Regions from separate parts of the Homo sapiens genome. Here all the other regions are linked to region 1. A link is an interaction called in ENCODE POLR2A ChIA-PET data of the cell type or tissue named here. Cell type or tissue: OCI-LY7. All regions are shown on one strand. Links, peaks and the distances in the headings refer to the core of each region. The heading gives the core; the rest is flanking DNA.

Evidence for each region. ChIA-PET counts read pairs that join two places held together with the same protein. Peaks named below come from ENCODE experiments on the same cell type or tissue, not always from the same donor. Only the 100,000 strongest peaks of a DNase experiment are listed, where the experiment ranks them.
Region 2: POLR2A ChIA-PET joins it to region 1 with 5 read pairs; 1 of 35 experiments calls an interaction of 5 or more read pairs at or near these places.
Region 3: POLR2A ChIA-PET joins it to region 1 with 6 read pairs; 3 of 35 experiments call an interaction of 5 or more read pairs at or near these places.

Annotation. Positions count from the first base shown.
Region 1 is chr1:14,733,303-14,738,948 of GRCh38, reverse strand. The region is part of intron 1 of KAZN (kazrin, periplakin interacting protein); the gene reads right to left. Among named protein-coding and RNA genes, the nearest start is that of KAZN, 140 kb to the right of the region's middle. RefSeq lists enhancers at 2,873-3,594, 3,595-4,316, 5,039-5,646. In OCI-LY7, for the core only: a CTCF peak has its summit at 2,980; DNase peaks (open chromatin) are centred at 1,198, 2,888 and 4,228; H3K4me3 peaks cover 3,649 bases; H3K27ac peaks cover 4,000 bases.
Region 2 is chr1:14,364,034-14,369,679 of GRCh38, reverse strand. The region is part of intron 3 of KAZN-AS1 (KAZN antisense RNA 1); the gene reads left to right. It also overlaps a transcript of KAZN not described here. Among named protein-coding and RNA genes, the nearest start is that of KAZN-AS1, 53 kb to the left of the region's middle. In OCI-LY7, for the core only: a CTCF peak has its summit at 3,150; no DNase peak of the experiment used is centred there; H3K27ac peaks cover 2,455 bases.
Region 3 is chr1:14,960,086-14,965,731 of GRCh38, reverse strand. KAZN (kazrin, periplakin interacting protein) reads right to left here. Exons shown (of 15, transcript NM_201628.3): 2 at 4,857-5,048. Among named protein-coding and RNA genes, the nearest start is that of TMEM51-AS1, 190 kb to the left of the region's middle. In OCI-LY7, for the core only: no CTCF peak of the experiment used is centred there; no DNase peak of the experiment used is centred there.

The sequences.
Region 1 (5,646 bases), core at 831-4,830:
CTCCTGCCTTGGCCTCCCACCGTGCTGGGATTACAGACATGAGCCATTGCACTTGACCAGACGGGTCTAGTTTTCAACTCAGACTCTGCCCTCTACTTGCTGTGTGGCCTTCAGCAAGTTGCTTAACCTCTCTGAGGTTCAGTTTCCTGTCCTGTAAAATGTGAATCGTCATCCTCACTTCACGGGGATTTTTTTAACGAAAAAAATCCAGTACATAAACCTCTTTGATGGAAGAATGAGCCTTCATACGTGAAGGACCTTGTACACAGTTCCCGGGGCCTCAGTAACGCTCTAAACATTACCTGCCTGGACTTACCTCTCTTCTCCTGAAGCTCATTAGAAGTGCATAAAGTCTGAGCTCAATCAACTCCGGTGGTCAGAAAGCCAGGAGAAGCCTCTTTGCCTCCCTGAATGAACAGCCACAGGTTTATGATTTATTTGCTGATTAATTGGATGCTTGGAGACAATTCCATTTCAATTACCTTATTGGCATGACGAGATATACAAGGGCTGCCAATGTCAATACATTAAGACTGAGTGTGCTGGAGCAGCAGCCAGGGTTCAGGGCACTGCTGTGTCATCTGCGCCACGGTGCACAAAGGCAGCTTCAAAAGCATTTCAGCATGATCGCTTCCCTCTCTCCGCTCCTGGGGAGAGAAGGATCCTGCACACCACAGGCAAATCATGCTGAAATTGAGGTGGTGCCTTTGGGACTCCCATCCCATCACAGTCTTGGGATTCTCTAGCTGAGATCTACTAGAGCCTGTGGAAGCAAGAATGGTCATTTATCACATGGAGCTGGGTGCATGGTGTGGGGCCCAAGGGAGAAAGGGTAGCCCCTGCCACTCGAGTACCAGAAACCAGAAATTGTGCTGGACTGAAGGGCAGTAGGTAGAATTCTAAACCCCCAAGATTTCCTCTCCTGGTGTACCCACTTTGAGTGCATGCAGAACCTGTGAATGTGATGGGATTTCGCTTCTATTCTTACATTACCACTGTTGACTTTGAGCTCTTTATTTAAAAAAAGCATCCAGGTGGGCCTGACCTAATCAGGTGAGTCCTTAAAAGAGCCGGGGCCCTGCCTAGGAGATTGGCAGCCCAAGAGCTGATGGAGAGGCCCATGTGTCAAGGAACTGCAGGCAGCCTCCAGGAACTTAGAGCAGCACCTGGCAAACAGCCATCAAGAGAACAGTGGCCTCAGTCTTACAGCTGCAAAGAACAGATTTCCATCAATAACCACATGAGCTCGAAAGAGGACCTGGAGTTACAGAAGAAATGCAGCTCAGCCAGCACCTGATTTCTGCCCCGTGAGTCCCTGAGCAGAGAGCCCAGTTCAGCCATGGCCAGACTTCTGAACTCCAGAAGCTGCGAGGTAATACGTGTCTGTCCTCATAAGCTGCCCAGTGTGCAGTAACTGGTTACACAGCAGTTGATAACAGATGCACAAAGTGACTGCATCACTGTTCTCCCAACCCCTCTCCCCTTAGAGCCTTGTGGTTTCTGTGCCTGCTTCTCCCTGTATATCTGCTTTTCTGCTCTTTTCCTGGAAGCTGGATCTCTTTACTTCTCTGTGCATACCGTGGAGGATCCCTGAATGGATCCACCCATTCGAAAACCATCTGCTGAGTGGCAAATTCTACACTCAGGCTTGTTCTCAGGTCTTCTCTGACCACAGGTCCCATCTGATCACTCCTGCACCATCCGCCTCCTTGCATGTTGGAGCACCCTGAGGCTTCAGGGTCTCCGTGCGTGCCTTCCCCAGAGATCCACACTGCTCTCGTTGATCTCCTTCACATCTCTGCTCAAATGTTACCTCCTCAGTGAGGCTGGCCCTGATCTCCCAACTTAAAGTTGTCACATTTGCTCCCAGCAGCCTCCCTCCCTGCAATATTCCCTCTTGCCACCTTCCTGCCTACTCTTCAAGGTGTGCAATGCACTTACGTCCTTATTGATCTCGATCGCCGATCTCTTTCATAAGAAAGTCGGCTCTCTCAGGTCAAGGATTTTGGTCTGTTTTGTTCTCTATATCCTCAGCCCTTAGAACAGCACCTGGCATACAGCTGGTGCTCAAGAGAGACTTGTTGAATGAATGAATGAATGAATGAAGTGGGAGCTATGGCAATGTCTCTTCAGATTCTGTAGCCAGAATCTATTCTGGATAATGCACTTCAGATGATTTGAGTGAATATACTATTCCTTCACCCTTGCACATCCTGGGCTGAACAATGATTTCTTCTTTATTTTTATAGAACTGTCTTAGCCAGTGTTTCTTAAAGTGTGGTCAGGGGACCAACTGCAGCAAAACCATCTGGGGACCCTGTTAAAAATGTACACCCTTGGCCGAGAGTGGTGGCTCACGCCTGTAATCCCAGCACTTTGGGAGGCTGAGGCAGGTGGATCACCTGAGGTGAGGAGTTCGAGATCAGCCTGACCAACACGATGAAACCTTGTCTCTACTAAAAAAAAAAAAAAAAAAAAAAAAATTAGCTGGGTGTGGTGGCACATGCCTGTAATCCTAGCTACTTGGGAGGCTGAGGCAGGAGAATAGCTTGAACCTGGGAGGCAGAGGTTGCAGTGAGCCGAGATCACGCCATTGAATTCTAGCCTGGGCAACAAGAGCAAAACTCCGTCTCAAAAAAAAAAAATATACACACACACACACACACACACACACACACACACACACACACACACCCTTGAGTCCCACATGAGCCCCAACAGGCCAGGGGCCCAGGAACCTATATTTTTAAAAAGTACCCCCTTCCCATTTTTAGCCACATGGAAGTTTGAGAATACAGATGTACAGGAAACACACTCCTTTTCTTCTCTCTGGAGGCTGTGGGGAACTTCTGTTTTTCACCTGGCCTCATCCACCGGAGGTAATAAAACTAACAATGGCTGACTGCAGGTGGACCGACGGCCTGTCTTATCTCTAGGGTGCATTTCCACCAGATGTCCCATAACACTTATTTGTTGGAGGTAACTCATCTTCCTGCGGGGGCTCCACATTCCCCCCAAAGCTTTTATTCTTCTATGGCCACAGGTGGAGATTGTCACCAACCTCAAGCTCAAGCCTGAAACTTACAAATCACAAAGGCTCTGGGGATTAAGTGGCTATTTAGCAGCAAGTTCCTTTTACAACTTACCAAACCCAGGGCCAGGGACGGCGCTTCTTGGACTATCGTGGACATTTCTCCTTTGCCGTGCAAGAGTGGCTATTACCCGGCATGCCGCTTTGGAAATCTGGAACAGGTCGGGAGAGTAATGGAAACTGGCCGGTAAGTAGCTTGTGTGTCTCCTGCTGCTTCTCACGGCAGCCTCGCTGATGTTTGGGTATATGGATCTCAGCGTGGGGGGCTGCCATGTGAAAACGGCCGTTAGGTGTGTGGGGTTTAGCACATTCTCTCTGAGCCTGGCTACCAGCGAGGCTTTGACACTCAGGCTTTGTGTATGGGGGTGGTTTCGGGGTCCAGCCTAAACACCCAAGGTGGCTGGAAACCAGGGCAGGGCTGCCTGGAAGAAGAAGGAGATCCTATACCTCTTTTGTGTTCCCTTCAAGAATAAACGTGTCTTTGAAAACAACAGCACGGGCCGGGCGCGGTGGCTCACGCCTGTAATCCCAGCACTTTGGGAGGCCGAGGCGGGCGGATCACGAGGTCAGGAGATCGAGACCATCCTGGCTAACACGGTGAAACCCCGTCTCTACTAAAAATACAAAAAAATTAGCCGGGCATGGTGGCGGGTGCCTGTAGTCCCAGCTGCTCCTGAGGCTGAGGCAGGAGAATGGAGTGAACCCGGGAGGCGGAGCTCGCAGTGAGCCGAGATAGCGCCACTACAGTCCGGCCTGGGCGAAAGAGCGAGACTCCGTCTCAAAACAAAACAAAAAAAACCAGCATGACCATTTAGCATCCTGTGCTCCCCAAAACCAAGACGCACATCCTCGTACAAGGCACACCTACTGCCTCCTGAATGTTTCTTGCCCCAGGAATTTTACAACCTACACAGAGATTGGAAAGCCCAACGGGACTATGGGGAGGCATGGTAAAAGGAGGCGGAACTAAAAGTGCTCCTCAAACCTCAGACAGTGAGATGCTTGGGACACGCAGTCTGGTCTGTTCCATGAAGGAGACTGGTGTGCCCTGGAAGCCTCACATTACACACAAGAAAAGTTATCACGGTGGGCTTGCATGAACCAGGCAAGGCCTGTGTACTTTACATGTCATGTACATGCCATGTCACATATAACACGATGAGATCAGCCTTTGCTAGTCAAAGTGTGGACTCTGGACCAGCAGCATCCGCATCACAGGGGACCATGTTAGAGAAACACAGACTCAACCGGGTGTGGTGGCTTAGGCCTGTAATCCCAGCACTTTGGGAGGCCAAGGCGGGTGTATCACCTGAGGTCGGGAGTTCAAGACCAGCCTGACCAACATGGAGAAACCCCGTCTCTACTAAAAATAATAATTAAAAAAAAATTAGTCGAGCGTGGTGGTGCATGCCTGCAATCCCAGCTACTTAGGAAGCTGAGGCAGGAGAATCACTTGAACCCGGGAAGCGGAGGTTGCAGTCAACCGATGGTGCCATTGCACTCCTGGGCAACAAGAGCAAAACTCTGTCTCAAAAAAAAAAAAAAAAAAGAAAAGAAAAAAGAAAAACACAGACTCTCTGGCCCCACCCCAGACCTGCTGAGTCCTAATCTGCAGTCTATCCAGATCCCGGAGTGCTTCAGGCGCACTGTACAGTTTGAGAAACACTGAGTTAGGTGCTACTTTATCCTCATTCCACGGGTGAGGAGAAAGTAGCTGGGGCAGGCTCGAGGGCTTAGTAAGCACTGGAACTCAGATACTTCCAAGACCAAAGTTCCTTGGACTGTGATTCCCACTGCTCACCCGGCAGGAGGGAACCCCTGAGTTGAACCTGTTAGGCGTAGATATCCAGATGAAGGGCATCCTGGGCAGAGGGAAGGGCCGAAGCCAGGGCAGGAGCTGTGCGCAGCCCTATGGTGTGCCGGGAACCGACAGCAGTCTGGACTGGCTGGGGCGTGGGCTGCAGATTGGGCAAGGAGGGAGATCCCATCTGGAGAGGCTGATCGGGGGGCCAAACCCCAGAGAATAAAAGTGGAGTTTCCTCTTCAAAAATGTAGCTCCCAAACAGCTCGCAGGTGGTTCAGATGCGAGAAACCTGTGCCTTAGCAAGGTTAAGGCACTAAGGTTAAGGTTACTAAGCAGAGCTTTGATGACTCAGACACATCCAGGAAGCTGCTATGACCCCCGAGTCCCCACGCTGAACATCAAAGGGGCCCTGGGAGAACCGGGGGCCTCCAACACTTGAACTGCTCCTTGTATGGAAACTTCCAGAACTCCCCCACTCCCCGAAAGAGAGGTCATCCGGACACCTCCCAGGAAGCATCTCTGCCCGACTCTGAAGGCTCCAGGAGGTCCCACCCTACGGCACGAGGCTGCACTGCCACGGTCATTAATTCAACTATTGCTGAAGTGTTGCAGCGGCGGTGGCTGCTGGAAAATTTGCAAATCAATATTGCACGGCGGGTGGGGCAACGGGAAAGAACTTCTCTGTTCCCATTTCATCAACTTCAAACTCTGGGTTGTGTATTTGAAATAAATGCCATTTCCTCTTCACCAG
Region 2 (5,646 bases), core at 839-4,838, 370 kb after region 1:
GCTAAATACCTTCCTCGAGAGATGTGCTGTGTCTTTGTTAAACAAGGCTGCCCTTAAAGGGCAATTCATCATTCGCAACCCATCATGGCCTTGCAGGAGACAAGGTCCCGTCCAGTCTGCCCTTTCCCCATTTTTTCTTCCTTCTAAATGCCCCTCTTCCCTTTTACCATTCTCCAGATGGAGAAGCCGCTTCACAAATCTTGGCTAGCACATTTCAAGGCTCCTTCTTTGAAGCGGACTAGCTTCAGCTCCACAGATTTCTCCACAGATTTCTCGTGGAGGCTGCATTTTAAACAATAGGCTCATGCACATCCTTTAAGGTAAATACAGTCGTGCAAGCACTTGGATAGTGTTAAAGTTAATGACCTGGCATTGAGCGAGGAAACTGAAGAGCGAACGATACATTTTTGACATTTCTGCCACCCAGACAGCAGTGGCTGCTTTGCTCTCACACACACACACAAAATCGAGAACATTTCTCCTGAGAGGAAATGTTCTGATTCAGGATCTCTTATTTTGCATTTAGAAATGTGTCTCCATCTGATTCTTTCCTGAGGCTACGCTGCAGAAACACATCTTGGTGTAAGACACCTTCCATCTCTAGCAGTTGCTAGTGAGCTAATGAAAGTCAATACTATTTATTCAACTCCCGGGAAGCCCAGCGCTCCCTATTAGCCACTGTTTGAAATGTGGACCAAAGAAAGGTGACCCGGATAAGATCAGGACCAGAAATGGTCCTGCCTGACACAGGTACTATTAATATACTTGGAGAGAACTACCTAACACGGGCACCGTTAATGTACTTGGAGAAAAAAAAAGCCAGTACCTCTCTACCTGGCCATCCCTTAATCCTCTTTTATGATGGATTGTTTAACAAGTAAAGGGCTGTAAATTGAGTGAGTTGCTTTAGACACTATAAAAATCGATTGTTGAAAGTTGAAGCGAAGCCTTCTCTTTCTTCAGTTTGGGTGCATGGTCGTAGTCCAGGCCAAGAACTCCAAGGAGCCAACAGCCTGAGGTAGGATTGAGCCAGAGGCTTAGGAGGGAGGAGGCATCACAGGTGACACCCATCTATGTAAATTACCCAGATCCCCACATTCTGCATCTGAGCTATCAAGAAAGCTGTTTCTCTAGGTCCCATGGGTTGTTAGCAGGCTTCAGTTATGTGTAAATTGTGAAAGCTGATTGTACGGTTGGCAAAATGGTCAGAGACCTAGAAGCTTTGTTGATGACCACATCATGGGAGTGCCTAATGGATGGATCATTCATAAACACTCTGACAACAAACACGAAGTGAAAATGCACTTCTAGGTAAACAGCTGCTTGCATCTGAGTGATGCACAAAGCTAAAATCCGGCTCTCAGGGATGCATCCCGTCTGTAAACACTGGGGTCACTGCTGCCTTCCAAAGACAACACTGCTTTACAGAGCCACACAGAGATGCCACATGGTGGTTGAGAAGCCAAGCTTGTCCCTGCTCCTGTTTTCTTTCCTTGCACCGTATACCCTCATAGCAGTCAACAAACACATTGAATGCCCCTAGATAATGTTATGTGTTGTATCTGCACGTACAGATAGAAAAATCCATCAGGCAGATCTTCACAGTAGACCTGGTTGGCAAACCCCACGTTCGCAAGTAAGGAAACCCTAGCTTGGGGGTGAAACCAAGATGTGAACTTAGATTTCAAGCTCTCGCTATCCCACTTTCTCCTTTCAGGCTTCTTACATTTTTACGTAGCCTGGTTCATTTTGAAAGATATAAAGGGGTCAAGGTTCAGATACAATCAAACTGAAAAGTCTCCAAGGATCTGAGAGAAGGCAGCACTTAGGGACTACATTGAAAATGGAAGCACAGGTGAGTGTGCATGTTTAGGGGGCAGGAGTCTCCCTGGACTCCCCTGCTTGCCTCCTGCCATCAAATCACGCAACACCGCTGGACAACATTGTGTTTGCACTAAGCTGGTCTAGGGCTCAGCTTTTGATTGGTAGGCATGGCAGCCAAGAAGAGAAGGGGTGGGGTGATGTTGACATGGTTACTGATTCAGCCCAGGCTCTGCAGTCCGATGGCCAGAGAAACGACAAGGGTGACCAGTAGGCTGGAGGCAAGGGCTCCACCCTCAAGCCTGGGACCATGGTCCAAAGTGAGAACTTACACCCCTATTTTCCTGCTCAAATGTTGCCTTTTCCAAAACCACCCATGGCCCAGCCCGCCCCCCATCCTGTCCCCATAAAAACCCCAGGCTCCATCAGAGAGAAGAGGAGAAGCAGCTGGACGTTGGAGGCTACAGTTGGACATTGGAGAGAAGTAGCTTGCCTTCAGAGGGACAGCTTGACAGTGCGACCTCAGAGAAGAGTCTGGCTGCAGGTAGCCGGACTTCAGGGGAAGAATACCTTCTCGCTCCATCTCCCTTCCAGCTTCCTTTCCCGCTGAGAGCCTTTTTCTTTTTTTGGAGACAAGAGTCTTGCTCTGTCACCTCGGCTGGAGTGCAGTGGTGTGATCTTAGTTCACTGCAACCTCCGCCTCCTGTGTTCAAGCAGTTCTCCTGCCTCAGCCTCCCAAGTAGCTGGGATTACAGGCGCGTGCCACCACGCCTCGCTAATTTTTGTATTTTAGTAGAGACAGGGTTTCACCATGTTGGCCAGGCTAGTCTTGAACTCCTGACCTCGTGATCTGCCTGCCTCGGCCTCCCAGAGTGCTGGGATTACAGGCATGAGCCACTGTGCCCGGCTAGCCATTTTCATTGGCAATAAGATCCTCTGCATTCACTGCCCTTCCATTCGTTTGTGAGACCTGATTTTTCCTGGATGCTGAACAAGAGCTTGGGTACCAGGGGTGCAGATGCAAAAGGCTGTCACACTGACCATCTGCCCTTGCTGGTGGAAAGCAGCCACCTCATGTGAAAAGGCAGAGAGTCTACTGAGCTGTTAACACTTAAGCCATCCGTGGATGGCAGAGCTCAAAGAGCACTGTAACACATGCCTTCTGGGGCTTCATTGATGGTGGGCACCCCTCTAAATGCTGGTGCGGCGTTTCTTCCCGCTGGCACACAAAAGTGCTCGCCCACGGCTCCTGCACCCGCTCACACTTGTGTGTTCCCTCCCACAAGGGGTTAAGTGCAGCAAGTTTGAGTGAATGGAGTCTGCCCCTGCTGGCGCCGAAGCAGCTGGCTAGCTCCAGTGCCCGCCCTCCAGTTCCCGCCAGTGAAGGGCTTAGGAAAGATATCCTGCTTCACAGCTATGATACTTTTCTTGAAAATCTTCCAAGTTTCCTATATACAGAGAAAGACTGACCATTTAATTGCCCGGGAAACTTGTCACCCCTTGCACTGTCCCAGCAAGATTTGAACTGGTCACCCTGAATAGCCAACAGCTTCAATGAAGATGAGCTACGACATTTCAGTTTTCATTTGTACGTTCAGAGGGTTCCATAAGAGCCATAGACAAAAATAAACCACACTTAACTGCCAAACCATTTCCACAGACTTTTATGAATATCTTCTCTGCTAACTTTCCACTGTAAAGGATTATGTTTAGATCTTTAGTTTTTAAATGGGAACAGCTGCAATGGACTACCAGACAGCTTTAATGAACAGATGTGTATTTCTGGAGAAATCGATTTTCCTTTTTATTATGTCACCAGATTTGCTGTATTTCCAAGCAATTTACATTTTAGGCTATGACTCGTGTATGAACTAACAATAATAACTGTGGCCTCCAGGTAGGGAAATCTATCTCATCAGAAAGATCTGCTGGGCAAGGCGAAATTTTGAGTCGTTATTATTAGCAATATGCCATAAGAGGAATATCTATCTACACTTTATGACCTAACTGCTGTATTAGCCACTTCTGCAGTCCCACTGGAGGAAGTCTTTTTGTTTTGAGTTAGTCTAGAAAGTATTATTTTTTAACCCGGAGGTTCTTAACTGAGGCAATTTGGCTCCTCAAGGGATATTTGGTAATGTCTGAAGACGTTTGTGATTGTTATGACTGGGGAAAGGTGCTCCTGGCATCTAGTGAGTAGAGGCTGGGGACGCTGCTAAACATCCTGCAATGCACAGGACAGTCCCCACCACAAGGAATTACCTGCCACAAATTTCAGTAGTGCCGAGGTTGCAAAACTTTGCAGTTATGAGTTGAATTGCATTACCCAAAAAGATAATGTTGACGTTTTAACCCCCAGGGTCTCAGTGTATGACGTTATTTGGAAATAGAATCATTGCAGATGTAATTAATTAAGATGAGGTCATGCTGGAGTAGGGTGGGCCCTTAATCCAACACAGCTGGTGACCTTGAAAGACCCCCCCCCCCCCCACCCCGGGGGGAGGGGGTGGGCGCCGGGGCGCGGTGGCTCACACCTGTAATCCCAGCACTTTAGGAGGCCGAGGCGGGCGGATCATGAGGTCAGGAGATTGAGACCATCCTGGCTAACATGGTGAAAACCCGTCTCTACTAAAAATACAAAAACAAAATTAGCCAGGCATGGTGGCGGGCACTTGTAGTACCAGCTACTCGGGAGGCTGAGGCGGGAGAATGGCTTGAACCCGGGAGGCGGAGTTTGCAGTGAGCCGAGATGGTGCCACTGCACTCCAGTCTGGGCAACAGAGTGAGACTCCGTCACAAAAAAAAAAAAGAGAGGGGGCCGGGCATGGTGGCTCATGCCTACAATTCCAGCACTTTGGGACGTCAAGGTGGGAAGATCACTTAAGGCCAGGAGTTCAAGACCATCCTGGCCAACATAGTCAGAACCTCTCTCTAAAACAAACAAACAAAACAAAACAAAAAAACAGAGGAAGGATGAAGTGAAGACACACACAGGGAGAATGCCATGCAAGACAGAGGCAGAGATTGACGTGATGCGGCCACAAGCCAAGGAACACCAGGAGCTGAAAGAGACAAGGAACAATTCTTCCCTAGAAGCTTCAGATGAAGCATGTCCCTGACGACAACTTGTCTTTCACCTTCTGGCCTCCAGAACTCAGAGAGAATGAATTTCTGTTGTTTTAAGTCACCCAGTTTGTGGTACATTATTATAGCAGCCCCAGGAAATAAATATATATCCCTTAGGCAAATAAAATTTTTTTTCTTAGAATGATGGTGGTCATGTTTTTCTAGGGAAATTTGCTGTTTCCTCTTTATGGATCCCTTTCCTATATACTGTTATGCTAAATAACTCTATTAGGCCAGCATCATTATTCCCATTTTAGAGATGAATAATAACAGTAGTGAACATTTGTTCAGAAATGTATTGTGTGTGCCAGTGCTCATGCTGCATGCTTCACAAACATTATCCCATTCGATCGTTGTAGTGGCTCTAGGAGGCAGCGGCTATAATTACCCCCATTTTGCAGTGGAAGAAACTGAGGCATAGATTAGTAAATCGTGTTCCCCTTAGTTCCACAAGTGGCAGGTAGAGGGAGTTTTAACCCAGTGACTCTGGCTCCTGAGCCCTTACTCTTAACTGCATGCTTTCCAGCTCTGATGCATCAGCGGCAGAAGGACCCAAAAGGTACATGTGCAACCAGTTAGTGCCGGGGGCATGACCTCCATGATCCTGTCAACAACACATCTCTAATGAAAAGGGCCTTAACACAACGCAGTTCCTAAACCACATCCCACATGAAAACGGTACTGAGGCAAAAGAAAAGT
Region 3 (5,646 bases), core at 839-4,838, 230 kb before region 1:
ACACAGATCTTTAAGACAGTGTTATATAATGGCAAACAAACAAACAAAAGACAGAGAGAGAAAAAAAGTGGAAACAACTTAAGTGTCTAATAATAGGGAAACGGCTAAATAAATTATGGTATCTCCATTTGGCAGAACATTATGTAGTCATTAAAAATTATGTTTTCAAAGAGTATTTATTGTTGTGGGAACACGCTCAAAACACCTGACATGCTGTTAAGAGATTTAAAAAGGAATGAAGCAAATTTTCACTATCATTGTTTCTGTGCTGCCTTGATTCGCGGAGAAATCATGAAATTGAGGAGGCCTGAGGAAATCAACAGACACCCCAAAGGGGTCCCCCAGGCTACACGCTTACCACATGTGCTGGGCAGGGCTCATGCAGTTTATACATAAGATGATACCATTGATGAGCTGGGCTTGGTGGCTCATGCTTGTAATCTCAGCACTTTGGAAAGCCGACCCGGGCAGACTGCTTGAGCCCAGGAGTTCCAGACCAGCCTGAGCAACATGGCAAGCCTCCGTCTCTACAAAAAAATACAAAAATTAGCCGGGCATGGTGGTGTGTGCCTGTAGTTCCAGCTTCTCTGGAGGCTCATTTGAGCCCGGGAGGCAGAGGTTGCAGTGAGCTGAGATTGCACCAGTGTACTCCAAGCCTGGATGACAGAGTGAGACTCTGTCTCAAAAAAAAAAAAGAAAAAAATATATATATATGTCTTAAACAATCATTCAGGCTTCTGCCTTTAAGCTCATGATGAGACCAAAATTCAAAACCAAATATTCCCACACTCATTTCCAAAGAAACAAAGGAATCTTCTAAGCCCCCGTTTTTCCCAAACAAGATTCTTTCCATTGCTTTTGTGTTGTAACCGCAGACTGATGTTTTGGGTGCCTGCTTGAGTTCCTGTTCCTCTCACATGCTAGAAATTTCGGGTCTCATTCAAACACAAAGACGGTGGGGCAGTTAGTTGGAGAGAGAATCTGCCAGGGGGCAAGTCTTTGGGGGCTCTGCTTTTTCCCACATTAGGGACACTGGATGTTAACAAGCGTCGCCCAACATCTGCTGCTTGCTCGGCTTGTGCGTTTATTCCCCCTCTCCTCATTATGGGCATATAAATCCCTTTCCATGCCCTGGACTCCTTCTGCCCGCATCTGTCTGCAATTTACTCACCATGTGCTGTGGCTGGTGAAGCATCTTATTTATGACTTTGTAGAATTCCAGGCAGGATGCTCGTGGTGGCTGAAGGTGCCAACTCACTGCCTTTCAGGAATGCCGCTACCTTGAGCTTGGATGGGCTCAAGGGGTGGTCTCAGGTCTGGGCCACCCCTCATGAGAATCAGACAAGCAACATCTCCAAGCAGATCTCAGTATTGGCACTAATGGTACTACACACCAGGCCATGCACTTTACACCTCAATCTTCACAACAATCCTATGAAGTAGCTACTGTTTATTAGTCCCAATTATAAGAAAAACAGGCATTGTTACTATTACCCTCAGCAAAGGAATCATGGGGCAGGGAGGTTAAAGAATGTATCCAAGCTCTAGAACCAGAAATACCATTTGACCCAGGAATCCCATTACTGGGCACATACCCAAAGGATTATAAATCATTCTACTATAGAGACACATGTACACGTATGTTTACTGCAGCACTATTTACAATAGCAAAGACTTGGAACCAACCCAAATGCCTATCAATGACAGACTGGATAAAGAAAATGTGGTACATATACAACATGGAATACTATGCAACCATAAAAAAGAATTAGTTCATGTCCTTTGCAGGGACATGGGTGAAGCTAGAAACCATCATTCTCAGCAAACTAACACAGGAACAGAAAACCAAACACCACACGTTCTCACTCATAAGTGGGAGTCAAACAATGAGAACATGTAGACGCAGGGAGGGGGAACATCACACACTGGGGCCTGTTGGGCAGTAGGGGGCAAGGGGAGGGACAGCATTAGGACAAATATCTAATTAAAACCTAGATGATGAGTTGACAGGTGCAGCAAACCACCATGGCACACATATACCTATGCAACAAACCTGCACGTTCTGCACATGTAACCCAGAACTTAGAGGAAAATAAAAAAGTAAACAACAACAACAACAAAAAAATGCATCCAAGCTCACATAGCCAATAAATGGTAGAGGTGGGATTCAAGCCCCCAGATCTGACTTGAGTCTGCTGTCACCGCCACTGAAGTAAGAATGGCTTCTGTCTCTGGCATCTGGGCCAACTTCCTTCCCTGCGACCATACCCAGAGGGAAGATGAGGCGTGTCTGTGCAGTGGGAAAAAGTCTCTGCTTCTGCTAATTAGCTCTGCCACCCTGGTCAAGTTATTTACTTTCCCTGAACCTCATTCAGGTGTCTCCACCTGAGAAATGGGGTTTCTAGCTCCTGGCAGGATTGAGGTGAATGGTAAGTCACGTACTTAGAAGAGTGTTGGCACCCAGTAGGTGCTCAATAAAGCTTCCTTTTCAAGAATACTGACAAGTCCTTGTTGCTTATATTAATACTCCTACAAAGGGGTGGATCTCTGCGTCCCTGGGCAAGGCCAAAGATCTTTGGTGGTGGATAAGAAATCTTACAGCACAGAGTTAGTAAAGATTGCCTGTACAGCTCTGTGCCTTGTGGGCTAAAGGGAGGAGGATGTACATTATGACAACAGCAGGAACTAACTATCACCTTTCCAGACATTACCTCGTTTCATTCTCACAACCTCCTGCAAAGCCACTGTTAATGTCCAATCACTCAGATCAGGAATGGAGAGGCTAGGTTGTACATCCTAGATTGTAGGTTTAAAGAGGCTAGGTTGTAGCCTCCAAGGAGCTGGGGATGGTAGTGTAAGTGAGCCTCTGCTTAACTCCCGCCGCCGCCATCCCTGTAGGCCCAGGAACCACTAAGGGAGGTTTTTCTCCTCCTTGCAGATCCAGAAGAGCACATAGGGGTGAGAATCCTGTACCTGGTCAAAGACGTGGAGGTTGGCGTCTCTGTCCCTGGGACACAGAATGGGAAAGGTGATTGAACAGCATCTGGCTGCTTCCTGAGCCAGTCCCTACTCTCCACTACATGATAAAGCTTGGCAAGACCAAACGACAACAGCTTGCACAGCCTGAGCCCAGCAGCACTTGCTTGTGGGAGATTCCCGAGACTTGGGTCTCCATCCTGAGAAGGAGAATGGATATTACAGGATCCTGGGAAGCTGGGCGTGGAGGATGGCTCACACAGATCTGCCTAGACTGCCGGGTGGCTGCATAGAGGAAAAGTACGCCTACTTGGCAAAATGACTTCCCAGGCATGCCATGTCAGCTGGGCCACAATGCACCCCAATGTCTATTACAGCTTCAAAAGACCACCCAAAATGCTGCCGCCGTGACCCCACCAGAAACAAGACCCCAGAAGAAGAGGGTCATCTACCTGCCTTGGAAAGCAACATGTACTGCTGAAAAGAACACTTGTCAAGAGTGCTGTGACACTCTGGATACGGGCTCACCCTCAGCTGAGGACTTCCCAGGCTTTCTGGGGGATAGTCAGCTGGGCACTGGACAGATAGCCTTCTTGGCCTGCTGCCCACATCACACCCCTTGTCAGGGAATTGGCTCTCACTGAGCCGATTAACTGTCCAGCAAAATCCATTCTCTCTTTTACCCTGTTAGAGTCCTAGCTGGGACAAGGCCACCTAGCTAGAAACTACATTTCCCAGAACCCTCTGCATCTAGGAATGGTCACATGACCAAGCTCTTGCAAAGGCAAATCTCTGGCCCTCCATTCTGGCTCTTTCCCTGGGGTCTCTCAGGGAAACACATACACCCAACCGGCCTCAAATGCTCACTGTGGGGTGGTAAAGGAAGAAACAGATTCTTTAAGCCTCTGTGTTTTGGGGTCTCTTTGTTACAGCAGCATGGTATTAACCTAATTAATAAACCTGCTTTAGCTTCAGAAACAACATTTTTAAAGAGGATTCATTGTTCTAGTGAATGGTAAGTGGAAAGAAGGTTGCAAAGCTTTATTGTCTTTTCTAGAAGAAGCAAAGACACTGAGGGGGCTTAAGAGAATCAATGCAGACCCCAAAGGCTGTGTTTTCCCCAGATGTTTCATGCCTGAGTTCTCCAAGCACTGTGGAGTCCACTGACAGGTTACATGATGGCTTCCAACCTTTCTCAAATAACCCGCTGAGACCCTTCTTCCAGCCCCATAGAATGTGGCAGTGCCTCCCGGGAGAGAGGGATGTGGGTCCCTCCAGGGAAACCAGGCTGAGCATGTGGACAGCGGTTTCCTCATCTCCTAAAGCAATTTCTGGCTGAAGACACACCAGCCACATGGTAGTTACGGGTCTGTGGTCCTTGTCTTCAAGAGACCCCCTGGACACTACACCATGTCATCTTCCAACTCCTTCCTCTGGGCCCAGGAGAGCCCATCATGGTGAGCAAGAGGGACGCATGGGACACAGACATGTCCTCCAGCAGAGAAATCAGCGTAGCCACACTATGCCCTGAGTGGAGGCACCGAAGGACCCCAAGGGTGCTGGGTAAGAGAGACTCGGCTGCTGGGTCAGCGTCCTGGTCCAGCCAAGATGCCCATCCACCATTCACACCCCAGAAGGAGACACCTCACATCCAGCCATATGGACAATGTGTGATGGTCACACTGGAGGAAGGAATGGCATCTGCACCCAGCCCACAAGATGCAGAATTCCACTCGAAGAAGGGACAGGGCAGCCACAGCTGGAGGTGGGTGCTGGGAGACCCCTGTGTCCATCTGCGTCACTTCCCCTGCATGGGGAGGACTCCAGATCCCTGGGGCCTGAGCTCCCAGCGAAGGAACTGCTGCTGACTCGTCACTCACCCTGCAAGGCTTCTTTGGCTCTGGCTAGCTCCTGCTCCTTCTGGGCCAGCTGGACCCTGAGCTCGGTGGCCGAGAGGACCTCAGAGGACTTGCCGCCCTGCGACTCCTCCAGGTCCTTCGCCAACATCTCCTTCATCTGCCGGAGAAGGTGAACTTCCTCCTGGAGCCGCGACACTTCTTCCCGCAGGAGCACTAGGGGAGAAGGGCACAGGGTTAGAGGACAGGAACGTCTCTGCCGCTCACTCGCATTTTCTGGGGATGGTTTGAGGTGGCTTTGGCTTTTTTGTTTGCTCTGCATTCAGGGCCTTTCCTACATGTGTGAAGGGAGGCCACTGCCTTATTCCAAAGAGCCTCAGCACCAATTCTAGGCCCCACCCACAGTCTGCAGAGCTCACCTAGTGAGACCCCTCCACCACGACTCCCGAGGACTCCACTGCCGCTGTCCTGCACTCAGAGTGTCCGCTCTGGTGGCCGACGGTCTTAGGAGTTAGCATCATAACCATGAGCCAACAGCATGCTGAGTTGAGTTTCATATGCATTATCTCATTTAAGCCACCAAAACCTTCGGATGCAGGGACCATCATAACCCCATTTTATAAATTAGGACATCGATGCCCAGAGAGATTAAGTAACTCCAGGTGGTCATAAAGTTAGTACATAGCAGAGCTGGGAATTGAACCAAGGCCTGGCTGACTCCACAGCCTGGACTCCCAGTCTCATGCTTGGGAAACAGCCATAGAAAGGCATATTCAACACATTTTGCAAAACACATACCCTCGAGGAGCTCAGC